3 separate regions of the Homo sapiens genome follow, and all the other regions are linked to region 2. Evidence: read pairs that join two places in POLR2A ChIA-PET (ENCODE). Cell type or tissue: MCF 10A. All regions are shown on one strand. Links, peaks and the distances in the headings refer to the core of each region. The heading gives the core; the rest is flanking DNA. Region 1 overlaps GABRR2 (gamma-aminobutyric acid type A receptor subunit rho2). Region 2 has its middle 45 kb from the start of PNRC1-DT. Region 3 has its middle 6.7 kb from the start of UBE2J1.

Region 1 (4,000 bases), core at 1-4,000, 260 kb after region 2:
GGGGCCCAGGCTCTACTTCTAACTAGAAGCCTGTCAGGGGCTGCTTCCAGGGAATGAGACACCTTCTATATCACCTGCACAGAGTCACCTTTGTGCTGTCTGTGCAGCCTCCTTTCTCACAGAGACCTGCCCATGAGGTGCTGAGTGAAATGGGGACACCCAGGAGCACCTGCAGGGAAGGTTTCTTGGCTCTAAGCCATCTTCAAATGCTCCCATAGGGTTCAGGTTATAAAGATCATTGACAGCACAAGCAGTGGGAATCCCCGTCCTGCGATCATCCCATCTTGCCTGGCTGGCCAGAACTCTGGGTGTCTTATTTATGGACTCATGGAGGCAGGGAGCCCTGGTACCTCACTATGTGCTCTCCTCCCCCCGTTTCATCCAAGTGACATCTGGGCATCCAGGAAAGCCCTGCAGGAGATTACAGGTGCCCAGAGGACCAACTGCCATGGGGAGGAGGCTTGGAAGGAAGGAGGAGTGGCCCCCACCTATACTGTGGTGGCTGAGATCTTGACTTCTATGGAAGGTGATGCCTCTTTCCTTAGCAGCTTCCCCAAAGTCAGAGCCCTCCCCAGGGTCAGAAGCTTACCCAGGCAGGGGCAGGGAGCAGTCCTGACCCTCTACGCTCTGGAGGGCCCCACAGAAGGGCCCAGCAGATGCAGTGGTCACACCACAAGGAGTCCACTTTCCTCCTGGAACTGGCTTGAGGAAGGAGCAGCGTGATGGGGACTGTGGCGTGTTGCAGCATTCTGCTCAGAGTCAGGGTTTCTGGGAACATGGCAGGATTTCATCTGCCGTTCCAAGAGCTAGCTCCTGGTGGGAGCATTTTCATAAGGCTTTCGCTTTTGCAGCTGATGTCACAAAAGAAACCTAAGTTCTGCCTCTGGCTGTTCGGTGGCCATCACCTAACTCCTTGGACCCCAGGCTCTTCTTCTACATACTGAAGGTACTGACCAGGTGATGGCCCAGGCTCCTGATAGCATCACTAGCCTTGGGTAAAAAGGTACAACACATTGTTCGGAATAGCACCCACACTCGGTGCACACCCACAAAAGACCACACTGAGGCACGGCCACGTTATGACTTTTGAGGACCCTGGGCACTTTTGCTTCATGGGCCTCTTCCTCTATAAAAAAATATCAAAAAGCATATTTTATGATTGTGTTGGTTTAATGATGAACATATTAATAGTATATATTAAAACAACTTCTGCTTAAAAGTTTGTTTTTCTTATTTTAAGATAAAGCAAAAACATTTTGTTGTGGGCCCCAGGCAGTGTGCCTATGCCGCCTAATGAATATGTCAGCTCTGCGCCAAGACATGCAAGTAGGAGACAAGAAAGGGACCCAGCTAGGAGGGGGGTCCAACCTCAGCTGACCTGGGACATTTACTTCACCTCTCTGTGCCTCAGTTTCCTCATCTGGGGACAATAATAGTATCTACTTTGTAGAACTGATGAGAGGATTAAAATAAGATTACATATATATATGTACCTTGATTAGAATGGTGCCTGGCATAAAAAAAAATCCCTATGAAAGTGGTAGTTGTGGCTGGGCACAGTGGCACACGCCTGTAATCCCAGCACTTTGGGAGGCTGAGGTGGGTGGATCACTTGAGGTCAGGAGTTCAAGACCAGCCTGGCCAACATGGTGAAACCCTGTCTCTACTAAAAATACAAAAGAATTAGGCATGGTGGTGCATGCCTGCAATCCCAGCTATTCAGGAGGCTGAGGGAGGAGAATCGCTTGAACCTGAGAGGCAGAGGTTGCAGTGAGCTGAGATTGCGCCTCTGCACTCCAGCCTAGGTGACAAAGTGAAACTCCGTCTCGAAAAAAAAAGTGGTAGTTGTCATGCATGTTATTGTTGGTTATTGTGTTTCCTAGCCACTGTACGCCTCTATGCTCTTAACTGTTGCTGTGCAAGAAAAGTGGAGCTTCTTGCTTTTGGGGACGCCTTGCTTAGACTTCCTGGAGCAGATGTAGCTATTTTAAAGCTGCTTATTAGTATAACTTTATTTTCGTAAAATTCCTTGGCAGGCTTGCCCATGACGAATCCCCGAGGAAACCCAAGAGCTACCAGAAATATGGTGGCCTCTTCTTGACCTTCCGTGGGCGTCAATCAGGTTGCGGTTGGAAGGGAGATGAGTCACAGGCCTGTAATCTGCCACCTGCTTTTCTCCTTCTGCTTAGCAGGTGTCAGAGCTCAGGGAATTTAGTGGGAGGCTTTGAGGCCTTTTAAAATGCATAGGCTTCTGGGATAAATTAATTTCTTAATCCCTTAACAGTCACACAAGAGGAAGGTCTGGCAGCTGGGTTTTTCAGAGGGGACAGGAACAAATGTCTGTCAGGGGTTTTACATACATTATCTTGTTTAATCTGGACAACAACCCCATATGTGGGGATTACTCTCCCCATTTTATAAACAAACAAATGGAGGCTCAAAGGATTGGTGACCTGCCTGGAGGTCACAGCTACTCCTTTTTACTGCCCCAGAATGATAGGACCTACTAGAGGATCAAGGGCAGAGAAAAAGGAAAAAGGGAAGCCAGCCCGCCTGGGTCTGTCTTGGCCAAGGTTCATCAACTGAAATTCTTGGTGCCTCAGTTTCCCCAAGAGGAGAGGAAAGTTGGCCCAGGGATCTCATACATTCTGCTATTCTTACCCCACTCTCTGCCTAGTCAGAGCAGATGACTGATTCCTTTCCCAGCTGCTATGGCCTGAATGTTTATGTCCCTGACAAATGTGTATGTTGCAATCCTAACCCGCAATGGGATGGTACTAGGAAGTGGGCCTTTGGAAGGTGATGAGATCCTGAGGGTGGAGCCCTCACCAGTGGGATTAGTGCTCTTAGAAAAGAGGCCCTAGAGAGCTGCCTTGCCCCACCCACTATGTGAGGTTACAGTGAGAAGGCACCGTCTATGAACAGAAAGTGGGCCCTCAGCACACATGGAAACTGTTGGCACCTTGATCTTACTTCCGGCCCCTGGAAACATGAGAAATACGTTTCCATTGTCTATAAACTGCCCAATCTATGGTGTTTTGTGTGAAAGCCAGAACTGACTAAGACACTGTCCACCTTCTCCATAGCATTTCTCTAGTTCCTGGGAAGGACACCCACTGGCCATGCCTCCCCTCCCTGACCCCAAGACTAACAGAGCACCTTTGGGGGCAGGTGTGCAAGAAATCTTTGTAATGAGTTAAGCTCTTGTTGCTGCACTGGAAAACAGGTGACTCCATCAAAACAGCAAACTCCCAGGTAGTCATGGCAACAAAGTTGCAATGCCTTGTTCAGAATTCCACTCACACCCAGACACACACACATGCCAAAATAGTGCAGAGGGAGGGCCACACTAGGACTTTTGAGGATCCTGGGCACCTCTGCCTTCATGGGCCTCTTCCTCTATAAAAATGACAGAGGAGCTATTTTGTGTCCTGATTCTCCTTGCCTGCTCTTATATTTGTAGGACAAAAAAGTTGGCAGCTGCAGGGCCTGTCTCCTTTGTGAATGTAAATGGCTTAGTCACTGGTGGGCCCTCTTTAGTCAACGGCCCTCTCCACTACTTCCTGCTCTTTTCTCCTTGGGAAAATTAGGGACTCAGGAAATGGAGTCAGATTTATGTGAGTGGGAAAATTGCACCATCTGAGGAAGCGCTGTGCCAGAGGGAGCCAGAGAGGGCAGCACATCACATCCCTGGGGCCAACCTCCCACCTGGCATCAAGGAAGAACAGTCCTACCTCCGAAGGCGGGTCTCATGCTGAAGTCGTGCTCGTCCACTCTGAGAAGCTGCTGAGGCTTTCCCTTCCGGATCTTGGTCACATCAAGGTTCTTCTTATATAAGTGACTGTGAAGACAAGCAAGAAACTATTTTCCATCGGCTCTTCAATGCATTGAGTGAGATGATTTGGGCTATTACTCCCTGCAAGATCTACCTGTTAGGTACCTTTTCTCCATTCTACTTCTTGGCCCAGGGGAGAAGGAGGGCTGAAGGACCCTCCACACA
Region 2 (5,980 bases), core at 917-4,916:
AGACTCTAGTTTACTTAGCATTCTCTTATTGATGGGTATTTAGGTTGCTTTCACTTTCTCATTTTGCAACCAATGCAGAGATAAATATCCTTGTACATGTCTCTTTGGGCATAAGTCTGAACATTTCTCCATACTAAACACTGAGAAGTAGGATAGCTGGGTCATATCCTAGATCTATTTTAATTTTACAAGTACTGCCAAGTTGCTGTAGAAGTGCCTGTAACAGTTTATTCTCCCTCTGGCGGTGAATGAGGCTACCCATTTCCTGTACCTTGACATGTGTGTGGATATATGTATATCTGTGGATTCTTATTTGCATAATTGCTAATAAAATTGAACATCTTTTTTTTTTTTTTGAAAGAGTCTTGCTCTGTCACCCAGGTTGGAGTGCAGTGGTACGATCTCAGCTCACTGCAACCTCCACCTCCCAGGTTCAAGTGATTCTCTTGCCTCAGCCTCCTGAGTAGCTGGAATTACAGGCGCACACCACCACGCCCAGCTAATTTTTGTATTTTTAGGAGAGACGGGGTTTCACCATGTTAGCCAGGCTGGTCTCAAACTCCTGACCACAAGTGATCTGCTTGCCTTAGCCTCCCAAAGTGCTGGGATTACAGGCATGAGCCACTGCACCTGGCCTGGACATCTATTTATAGAATTACATTTTCATATAGTTTGTCCCTTTTTTTTCTATGTAGTGTTTGCCTTTTTTAATCGTTAGTAGTCTTTCTATGTATTTTATGTGATAAATATCTATGTAAATATCTATATCCACATATACCTACATATAAAATATTTCTTACCTACTCATTACTTTACGGTTTTTCCTTTTTGTGTTTTATTTAAGGCTTTCTCTAACTCCAAGATCACAAACATAGGATCTTAGTGTGAGGTAGGAATTTTATTTTATTTTATTTTCCAAATGACTAGACAATTATCTTGATGCTATTTATTGAATACTTCATCTTTTCTCTGCTGTTTTGAAATACTTTTTTAGAATAGTAAATTCCCATATAAATGGCAAATCTTCAGATCCACTTACATAGAAGTGGATCTGAAACCAAGAGAAGGAGGAAGTCCATGAGGAGAGAATTGGAATTGGTTCCCTGAACTGTCTACCCATGGGAATTTCCAGCACAGGAAAGCAGGGGACTTTCTAAAGCATCAGACAAATAAACTGGCAGCTCCATGCCCTAATAACGTTAAATAATTGAACAATTGTTTATATCATTTTGCCTTTTTCTTTCCAAAACCTGTAAAACAATGTTATCTGCTTTGGCACAGCAAATTAAGGTGAAATTATACAAAGTGAAAATCAGCTATGTGTCAAGTATAGGCCTGTACTAAGGAAGCAGGGCTGCTACAAATGTAATTATAAGATCCTAGACTCGCCGGGTGTGGTGGCTCACACCTGTAATCCCAGCACTTTGGGAGGCCGAAGCGGGTGGATCATGAGGTCAAGAAATCGAGACCATCCTAGCCAACATGGTGAAACCTCGCCTCTACTAAAAATACAAAAAAGCCGGGCGTGGTGGCGGGTGCCTGTAGTCCCAGCTACTCGGGAGGCTGAGGCAGGAGAATCCCTTGAACCAGGGAGGTGGAGGTTGCAGTGAGTTGAGATCACGCCACTGCACTCCAGCCTGGGTGACAGAGCAAGACTCCTGTCTCAAAAAAAAAATTCCTAGAATTTAATTTTCCCTCTTCAATTTATTCCCCGTATTGTAGTCAGAATGATTTTTTGGCAACATGCCAATCTGACCAGGTGTGGTGGCTCACACCTGTAATCCCAGTACTTGAATCACTTGAACCTGGGAGGCAGAGTTTGTGGTGAGCCCAGAATGTGCCACTGCACTCCAGCGTGGACAACAGAAAAAGACTGCCTCAAAAAAAAAAAAAAAAATATATATATATATGAGTGGCATGATCAGACTGTTGTTTAAGAAAGATAATGGCAGCAGAATTTTGGAGGTAAATGACAGAGAAGTAAATTGAACGACAGGGAGACCTGCTGTGAGGTTATTATAAAGATGCCAATAAGACATGATGGAAGCCGGAACTAAAGCCTCGGGGAGGGCATAGAGAGGAGGGCCAGACTGCAGAGACACAGAGAGGTTGAGTCTACTGGATCTTGCTGACACTCTTAGCTTGGGCAATGAGGGAAGTCAAGAGGGAAGCGTTAAGAATGACTCAAGTTTCTGGCAAGGGCAACTGGGTGTCTGTAATGAAGAAGAGAAATAGACATTTCATGTATTAGGCTGTAAGAGAAGCCCTCTGTTTTGACTGATGACGTAAATGAGGGCTTTCCACTTTCTGAAAAACTGAACTCTTCTGATGCAATGAGACAACCTCCACATCATAGTCAGCCATGGTCCGTTGGGTTCAACTCAGTCCCAATGCCCTGACACCCTCGTTACCTGATCTGATCCTACTGCCCCAACCTAATGGAACTGAAAACAGTGGTGTCAACAAACTAAACTGCCCACCAACTGTGACATATTCAAAGCCTGCATAAGCTTGCTCTGTGAATGGAGAACACATTCTAAAAGGATCCCAAAAGAAAATAAAGCCTTTTCTGTCTTCCCAGGGAGGTTTTAGGCTAAGGAAACAAAATAAACACCACACGAAATAGTGGGCAAAGGTACAAGAGAGTTTAAGGTTAAATGCTAAATTATGAAGCAAATTCCAATCAGAGGACAGTGATGGTATTGTTACTCTAGAACAGCCAGGAAAGATAATCATCTGTGTTGACCATCTACTGCCAAACCACCATCCGTAAGTCACACAGTTGGTAAGTGGCAGAGCCAGTGCGTGAAGTTGGGAGAGACTGTCTCAGATCTTCAGGAAGGCGAAATGTGAGCTGAGACAGGAAGGTGCCCGGTGTCCAGCCTGGATGGGCTGGGAGTGCAGCTGGGAGCTTGGAGCATCCTGGGAGGAGAAGCAGAGCAACAGGACTGGCACGTGATATTAATCATCCCGGAATGGAGGCCTTCTGACTGGAGACTTGCAGTGTACCTACCACTGCTGGGTGTTTTCAGCATTTCAGTTTGGCAATAAACATAAAAAGTCTAGTAACACAGGCGTAAGCCTGGAATGTTCAGTGACTGGTCACTGTCAGGAATAATTATTACAAAAGAGCAGCTGAGAAGACATGACTCAGCACGCCCCACCTCAGAACACTCCGGTCCCACCTAAGGGCTTTCCAAAGTCCGCAGGAACCAGGCCAGCTGAGTATTCACATAGCCGCTCTGTTCAAGTCACACTCCAGATCCGTAGTGTTATTGGTGAGAACAATGACTAACTAGCAGGATGATTTACATGCATGCGAGTTCCAACTTGGCCTTTTTCCTGTCAGCAAAATTTACTACTATCTTCTAGCTGTCTTCCTACGTCAGGACTAAAAATGGTTACACTCCTAGCAGTAGAGCATATCCAGCCAACTGACAAGCAAAGAAAGATTAAGGACAAGTACATAGACAACATGGGGTGGACTTTATCAGAAAGGACAAGGCAGATACAGTGCTGGCCAAGGAGTGTTGCAAGTAAGGAATTTCCTGGAGCCTTATGCAAACTCCAGTAATCCCAGGCAATGATGCAGTTTCACTTCTGTTTCATATTAACGAGTACTAGAAACACATAATGAGTGACCTAGTTCTTTTCCAGTGGATTTTCCTTTTATTAGAACTATGCTCTGGTAGGTTACTTAATTATTTAAAAACATCAACACTGAGCACTATTTTAAGCTAGACCTTGACTTTAAATTTCAAATATGTCATTATAGTATTTAATAAATATAAATTCAGTTTTTTAAACAGTTTTTGTGGTTTTTTACATTCCATGAAATTCACCCATTTGAAGTGCACAATCAAAAATTTTAAGTACATTCACAGAGTTGCACAATCATCACCACAATAAGAATTCATTTTTGAGCTTTTTATTTCAGTTTTTCAATAGATGATAATTTCAAGAGGAAATGATAGGCCACAAAAAGTCTGTAACTGGGGGATGAAGCAAGATGGCAGAATAAAAGTCCCCACCACTTATCCCCTGCCGCAGGAAGACCAAATTTAATAACTATCTGCATAAAAAAGCACCATCATTGGCCGGGCACGGTGGCTTGTGCCTGTAATCTCAGCACTTTGGGAGGCCAAGGCGGGCGGATCACAAGGTCAGGAGATCGAGATCATCCTGGCTAACATGGTGAAACCCCGTTTCTACTAAAAAATACAAAAAATTAGCCGGGCGTGGTGGCAGGCACCTGTAGCCCCAGCTACTTGGGAGGCTGAGGCAGGAGAATGGCATGAACCTGAGAGGCGGAGCTTGCAGTGAGTCGAGATCATGCCACTGCACTCCAGCCTGGGCAAAAACACCGTCATAACCAAAAATCAGGTGAGCACTCACAGTACCTGGCTTTAACTTCATCTCACTGAAAGAGGCACTGAAGAGGGTATAAAAGACAGCCCTGAATTGCCAACACCACCCACCCCTCATCCCCTCCTGCACCCCCACAGCAGCTGTTGCGTGGCACAGAGAAATGTGTGCTTGGGAGACAGAAAGCCCAGCATTGTGAGATTTTGCATTGAACTCAGTGATGCCCTGTCACAACAGAAAGAAAAACCAGACTGAATTCAGCTGACACTCACCCACAGAGGCAGCATTCAGACCAGCCCTGGCCAGAGGGGAAATCACCCATCCCGGTGGTTGGAACTTGAGTTCTGGCGAGCCTCACACTACAGGCTGAAGTGCTCTGGAGCCCTAAATCAACTTGAATGACAGTCTAGGCTGCAAGGACTTCAAGCCCTAGTGCTGTGCTGGGCTCGGAACTAGTGGACTTGGAGAGCACATGCCCCAATGAGACATCAGCCAGGGCAGCTAAAGGAGTGCTTATGCCACCCCTCCCCCAACCCCAGGCAGTGCAGCTCACAGCTCCAGAAGAGAACTTTTCCTTCTGTTTGACAAGAGGAGAGGGAAGAAAAGGATGACTTTGCCTTTCATCTTGTATACCAGCTCAGCCACAGTAGGATAGGGCACTGGTCAGAGTCATGAGGCCCTATTTCAAGCCCTAGTTCCCAGACAACATGTCTAGACACACTCTGGGACCGAAGGGAAACTACTGCCTTGAAGGGAAAGACCCAGTCCTGGCAGGATCCGTCACCCACTGACTAAACAGCCCTTGGGCCCTGGTTAGAAATTTATTCAACCAGACACACTCAATCATCTTTCTCAAGTTCAAAGTACTACAGATCTCTAGGGCAGGGGCAAAATGCCAGCAGTCTCTTTGCTAAAGCATAACAAGAGTCACCTTTGCTCCAGTACCCAACAAGTTTCTCATCTCCATCTGAGACCACCTCAGCCTGGACTTTATTGTCCATATCACTACCAGCACTTTGGTCAAAACCATTCAACAAATCTCTAGGAAGTTCCAAACTTTCCTACATTTTTCTATCTTCTTCTGAGACCTCCAAACTGTTCCAACCTCTGCCTGTTACCCAGTTCCAAAGCTGCTTCCATATTTTTGGGTATCTTTACAGCAGCACCCCACTCCTGGTACCAATTTACTGTATTAGTCTGTTCTCATGCAGCTAATAAAGACATACCCAAGACTGGGTAATTTATGAAGAAAAAGAGGTTTAAAGGACTCACAGTTCCACAGGGCTAGGGAGGCCTCAGGAAAATTCCAATCATGGCAGAAGGGGAGGCAAACATGTCCTTCTTCACCTGGTGGCAGCAAGGAGAAGTACAGAGCAAAGGGGGAGAAAAGCCCCTTATAAAACCATCAGATCTTATGAGAACTCACTCACTATCATGAGAACAACATGGAGGTCCCCATAATTACCTCCCACCAGGTCCCTCCCACAACATGTGGGGATTATGGGGACTACAGCCAAACCATATGGGTGGGGACACAGTCAAACCATATCACACCTGCTCCTCTTTAAACATGGCTGGAGGAAAACAATTAACCATATGAAGTGGCTCACATTAA
Region 3 (4,800 bases), core at 1-4,000, 320 kb after region 2:
GCAAATATATTTGAAATACAGTAGAGTGCTTAGAATACTAGTTTAGTAGGTTCCTTCACCAGACGACTTGTGTACCATTTCTCATTTTAAAAGGTTTCCCTATAAGTAAGCAAAGAAGTGTTTTCTAAATAAAATAGTAAAGAGTTGTTTGCAACATTATTAAAGTAATTTTTAGTGTAGCTTTCTTAATTTGTCTTTTCTTTGAGACCCAATTTGCTACCATAGCTTTGAATTATCTATCTCTCTCAAAATTACAACTTTTGGTGTTAGGGATGAGGAAAAGGAAGGCTGCTTAGCATTGTGCTTTTGCTTTATTTGCATAGACTGCATCTTGTTTTTCTCAAAATTGAAAGGTGCTTTAAAAATTAGTAACAAAATTACAATATTTACTCCTTAGTTCTGATGAACTAATGAGTTTGAGTTATTTCATTTTCTAAGTTTAGCTCTAAAGGAAACACCTGCAACTAAAACTGTCGTTTCTGGGGGAGAAAATGGTGTGCACTTGGCGGTGTGCTGGCAGACAGCTGCCAACTGTTTCGAAAGTGTGTTCTCCTTCCCCCCTTCTGAGTCCTCTCCTAATAGCTATTCAAAGTGCTGTCCTGTCTCTACCTTTCTTCTTGTGTCACATATCCTGTCACCCCAATTTGTCATTCCCTGGACCCCTTTTAGCCACTTGCTGATTGATGAAACTTGGTTACCAACAAACTAACCTGAACAGCTTAGAAGTCTGCTCTTCCCTGGGAGTAGTTTCAGTTTCAAAAGTCAAGAATTGTCTGAGTTCAATACTTCTAAACAAATTTGTATTTTATTCACGATTATAGCATCTACAAACTTCCAAAAAATATTGTCATAGATATGAAAAACATTCTTCAGTCTCCAGACAATGCACAGCATATACATGATTTATGAAATTCTTACAGTAATTCTGCAGCCATGGGGCATTTCGACAATATTATTGTCTTCAGAACAATCAGTACTACACTGCTTCCCATTAAAACCCAAGTTACAATTATAGGCAAACTTTGAATGATAACCACATCGTCAACTTCTCAAAAGTAGTCCTGTACTTTTTTCAGCACTAACCAACCAGAAGGTATAGGTATGCCACAATTTGCCTTCTAGCATCTTGTGAGAAAATACTGGAGCCAGTTTAACTTCTTTGGGGAATTCAAGTTGGGTCTAGGTACAGATGCTGGCTGGGCGCGATGGCTCATACCTGTAATCCTAAAACTTTGGGAGGTGGAGGTGGAGGGGAGGATCGCTTGAGGCCAGAAATTCAAGACCAGCCTGGCTAACATGGTGAGACCCTGTCTCTATGCAAAAAAAGGGGGTGGGTACAGATGCTATTAAATAGTAATATATACCATATATGCAGAATGGAAAGCAAAATTTTTCCAAAAATATCATTCCTCAGAAAAGAGAGTCACCTTGTGTTTTTGTCTTTGTCCTTTTTGAACAAAATACTCTTCAGGAAGACAATATGTCGTGAAAGGGTCACAAGTAATGGCAATTTTCTGTCTTATAAAGGTCACCTAGCAAAATCAGGGGAAAAAAGGCAAAGACATATTGATTAATTATTCCTGAGGGTATGACTTTGGATAACAAGTATTGGAGATCATTAAGTAGGCTTTTAAATAATTATTGAACAGAGAAATACAAGAAGTACTTATTTATGGTGATTATGAATATGTAGGAAAAAAACCCTGATGTTTAACAAGTGGTTCTCGAGATGTAGTAAAATCTCCACTGACAGCATTCTACTCAATGTAAGGCATGCTCTACCTTAGATAACTAGGAGGGAACTGTTAGAGGACTCACAATGTTGTTTCAGTGATGATAGAGACCCAGTTGTAAACGATGCATGTGAAGTATTTGAATAAAATTGTTTGAGGAAAAACCAATTTTTCTAAATTAGTACCATTTGCATAATTTGTGCTATTAGATGTAAATGAGTATTTAAATACTGAATCAATAAATGGTTTAAATAGACTTAAAATTATTTACATTCACAAAAGTCTACATTTGAAATATAGGTTAAATAATATAAACTCTTAAAGCTGCATAATCAAGTTGGAAAAAATGCTAACACTTGGGGTGTTGATGTGTATGTAGGTATGGAGGATGCAAGAAAGCTCCCCTAGGTGATTGCAACCCTAATCCCCTACCATTTCCCCTCCCTATCCCTTTAAACAACTACAGAGAAAACAGTGTCTCACAAATTATAAGAATTGTTTAGGGTCCTTATTTAAAAATACAGATTTCTGTATTTCTCCCTGGAGATTCTGATTCAAGAAGACCGGGATGGGGCTGGGAATCTGCATCCTTAAGCACTCTAGATGATTCATAAAATCAGGTAACTTTGGAAAATATGGGCCTAGAGCATTAAATGAAACAGTACTATGTGTATTGGTGGCACCGTTTCTTGCACCTTATAAAGCTAAGTGAATTCCTTCCTCTCCTACGGAGATGGAAAGATACATAGGACTGTCTCCCGCAGTCACCCCCTTTACTGCACTGCTTCCCAGGGAAAAGAAACAAAAGCCTAATTACCAAGGCCACCTTATAAGCAGTCTGGGAGAAGGCCAGAATTAGTTCCAAGTTATTGGCTATCTAGGTGAGGAAAGTTGAGTACTATGGGGCTTAGCTCTCTGCAAAGCCAGAGGGGAGAAAACTGAGTAGCAGCCCTCTTAGGGACTTAGGCAATAATGAAAGCAGAAGGCAAACAAAAGCAGCTTGTAGGAATGGAATTCTCCACGTGGTGATGAGGGTTAGCATGGGACTGAGGTTTAAATTGCTCTATCATAGTTGGCCTTTCATGAGAGGGGGATTGGTTTCATGACTCTCAATTTTGGAAGAATAGAATAACCCTGCTGGCCCCAGGAGCTTATTAGGAAAGATTGAGGAAGCAAGATGGTCAAGGTCTCAGGCAGCTGGACACCAGTTAATGCCCCCACCCTCCTGAGTGTAGTCACTGGATCAGCTCCCTTTCAAAATAGCACAAAAGGGCAAACTCATGGATTCTTTTTTTTTTTTTTTTTTTTTTTGAGACGGAGTCTCGCTCTGTTGCCCAGGCTGGCGCCCAGTGGCGCGATCTCGGCTCACTGCAACCTCTGCTTCCCGGGTTCAAGCGAATCTCCTGCCTCAACCTCCTGAGTAGCTGGGATTATAGGTGCGTGCCACCACTCCTGGCTAATTTTTGTATTTTTAGTAGAGACGGGGTTTCACCATGTTGGTCAGGCTGGTCTTGAACTCCTGACTTTGTGATCCACCCGCCTCGGCCTCCCAAAGTGCTAGGATTACAGGCATGAACCACCACACCCAGCCAAACTCATGGATTCTTGATAACGGATAAGACCAATGTCATCTGAATTAACAAAGGACCCCTTAGGAGTCAGACATGAGCTCATGAGTCACTAAACTCCATGTAACGCTATCATATTATAGTCAAGGATAGAGTCTGTAATAAAAATGATCCTCTCAGGCCTACAACCCCATCAACCCTTCACCCGTAATACAACCCAGCATACAAAAATACCCAAGGATGGCAGTGAAAAGAAAAACCACTTTAGTAAACACTAGAAGGCCATGATCAAATGAAAGAAAAATTCAGGAACTTACTCAGAATTTCCCATTTGTTAAGATCTCTTAATTAACAGAGAAGGAAAAGATTTTAGGTTGGAAAGAAAATCCTTAGATATTTCTGATGTGGCCAATGGGTTCATTCTAACACTACTTTACAAACCACAGGTTGTGACTCATTAGTGGATTGTGAGATCTTTTTAAAAAAAGCAAATGAAAGAGAAAATACCAGAATGCATTGCATGTAGAGAGGATATAACTTGGTAAGTTTTTTTTAGTAACATTTGTATGAGTGTGTGATAGTTTGCAATGTGAACTGTATTTATTGTGGCTCACAATAACAAGTTTAAAATTGATTTCATAAAGGTGAACTACAGTTCTGTCCCAGGGCAATTTTATCTAGCGTTCAAACATGGCTTCAGGCATGAGTTCACATGGACGTTCTACTTTTTAAAGATGGTTTAGTTTTTCAAGATTGAATATGAGAACCACACTTCATCTCAGCTTTAACTGCTAAATCATTTATTGAAACCATAAATGTAATATTCTACAAAGAAAAGACTATTGACTTGTAAATATTTGTTGCACTGTTCTAACAATATTGTTTTGGATTTTTTTTTAAATCCTGGAATTAAGTTGTTTCTTGGAATAATATGATACTTCAAATTGGTATCTTAAAATCATGAACGAGACTACTAGAGCTTATATTTTCACTTTCCCAGGACTATTGCAAAATACTGATGATACAACTGAAATAAGATCACTGCCTGAACTTAACTGTAATTTATGATAAAAGTAGGTCTTTTGAGGACCTCTAGGACAAGTATGACACATTTTAAAATCACCCAGCCTTTCAAAATTCTGAATGATGTGAAAGAGTTTTGCATTTACCATCAGATTTTTCTCACATATTCTACTGTTCCTGATGACATGTTAAGAGAATATAAACATTCTTAGGCGACACTCTTATAAATAGTTCCCTGGTACGAACAGATTGAAAAGGGTAGAAAAGTAAAATAAACTTTTGTTTGTTTGTTTGTTGAGATGGAGTCTCGCACTGTCGCCTGGGCTGGAGTGCAATGGTGCGATATTGGCTCACTGCAACCTCTGCCTCCTGGGCTCACACGATTCTCCCGCCTCACCCTCCTGAGTAGCTGGGATTACAGGCGCACACCACCACACTGGGCTAATTTTGTGTATTTTTAGTAGAGACAGGGTTTC

Evidence for each region. Peaks named below come from ENCODE experiments on the same cell type or tissue, not always from the same donor. Only the 100,000 strongest peaks of a DNase experiment are listed, where the experiment ranks them.
Region 1: POLR2A ChIA-PET joins it to region 2 with 7 read pairs; 2 of 35 experiments call an interaction of 5 or more read pairs at or near these places.
Region 3: POLR2A ChIA-PET joins it to region 2 with 5 read pairs; 4 of 35 experiments call an interaction of 5 or more read pairs at or near these places.

What each region holds. Positions count from the first base shown.
Region 1 is chr6:89,296,025-89,300,024 of GRCh38, forward strand. GABRR2 (gamma-aminobutyric acid type A receptor subunit rho2) reads right to left here. Exons shown (of 9, transcript NM_002043.5): 2 at 3,735-3,841. Among named protein-coding and RNA genes, the nearest start is that of GABRR2, 17 kb to the right of the region's middle. RefSeq lists enhancers at 1,305-2,504, 1,890-2,199, 2,626-2,695. In MCF 10A, for the core only: no CTCF peak of the experiment used is centred there; DNase peaks (open chromatin) are centred at 2,117, 2,767 and 3,527.
Region 2 is chr6:89,032,562-89,038,541 of GRCh38, forward strand. No RefSeq gene overlaps it. Among named protein-coding and RNA genes, the nearest start is that of PNRC1-DT, 45 kb to the right of the region's middle. RefSeq lists a cis regulatory region at 2,806-3,640. In MCF 10A, for the core only: no CTCF peak of the experiment used is centred there; DNase peaks (open chromatin) are centred at 1,780, 2,200 and 3,150.
Region 3 is chr6:89,357,022-89,361,821 of GRCh38, forward strand. No RefSeq gene overlaps it. Among named protein-coding and RNA genes, the nearest start is that of UBE2J1, 6.7 kb to the left of the region's middle. In MCF 10A, for the core only: no CTCF peak of the experiment used is centred there; no DNase peak of the experiment used is centred there.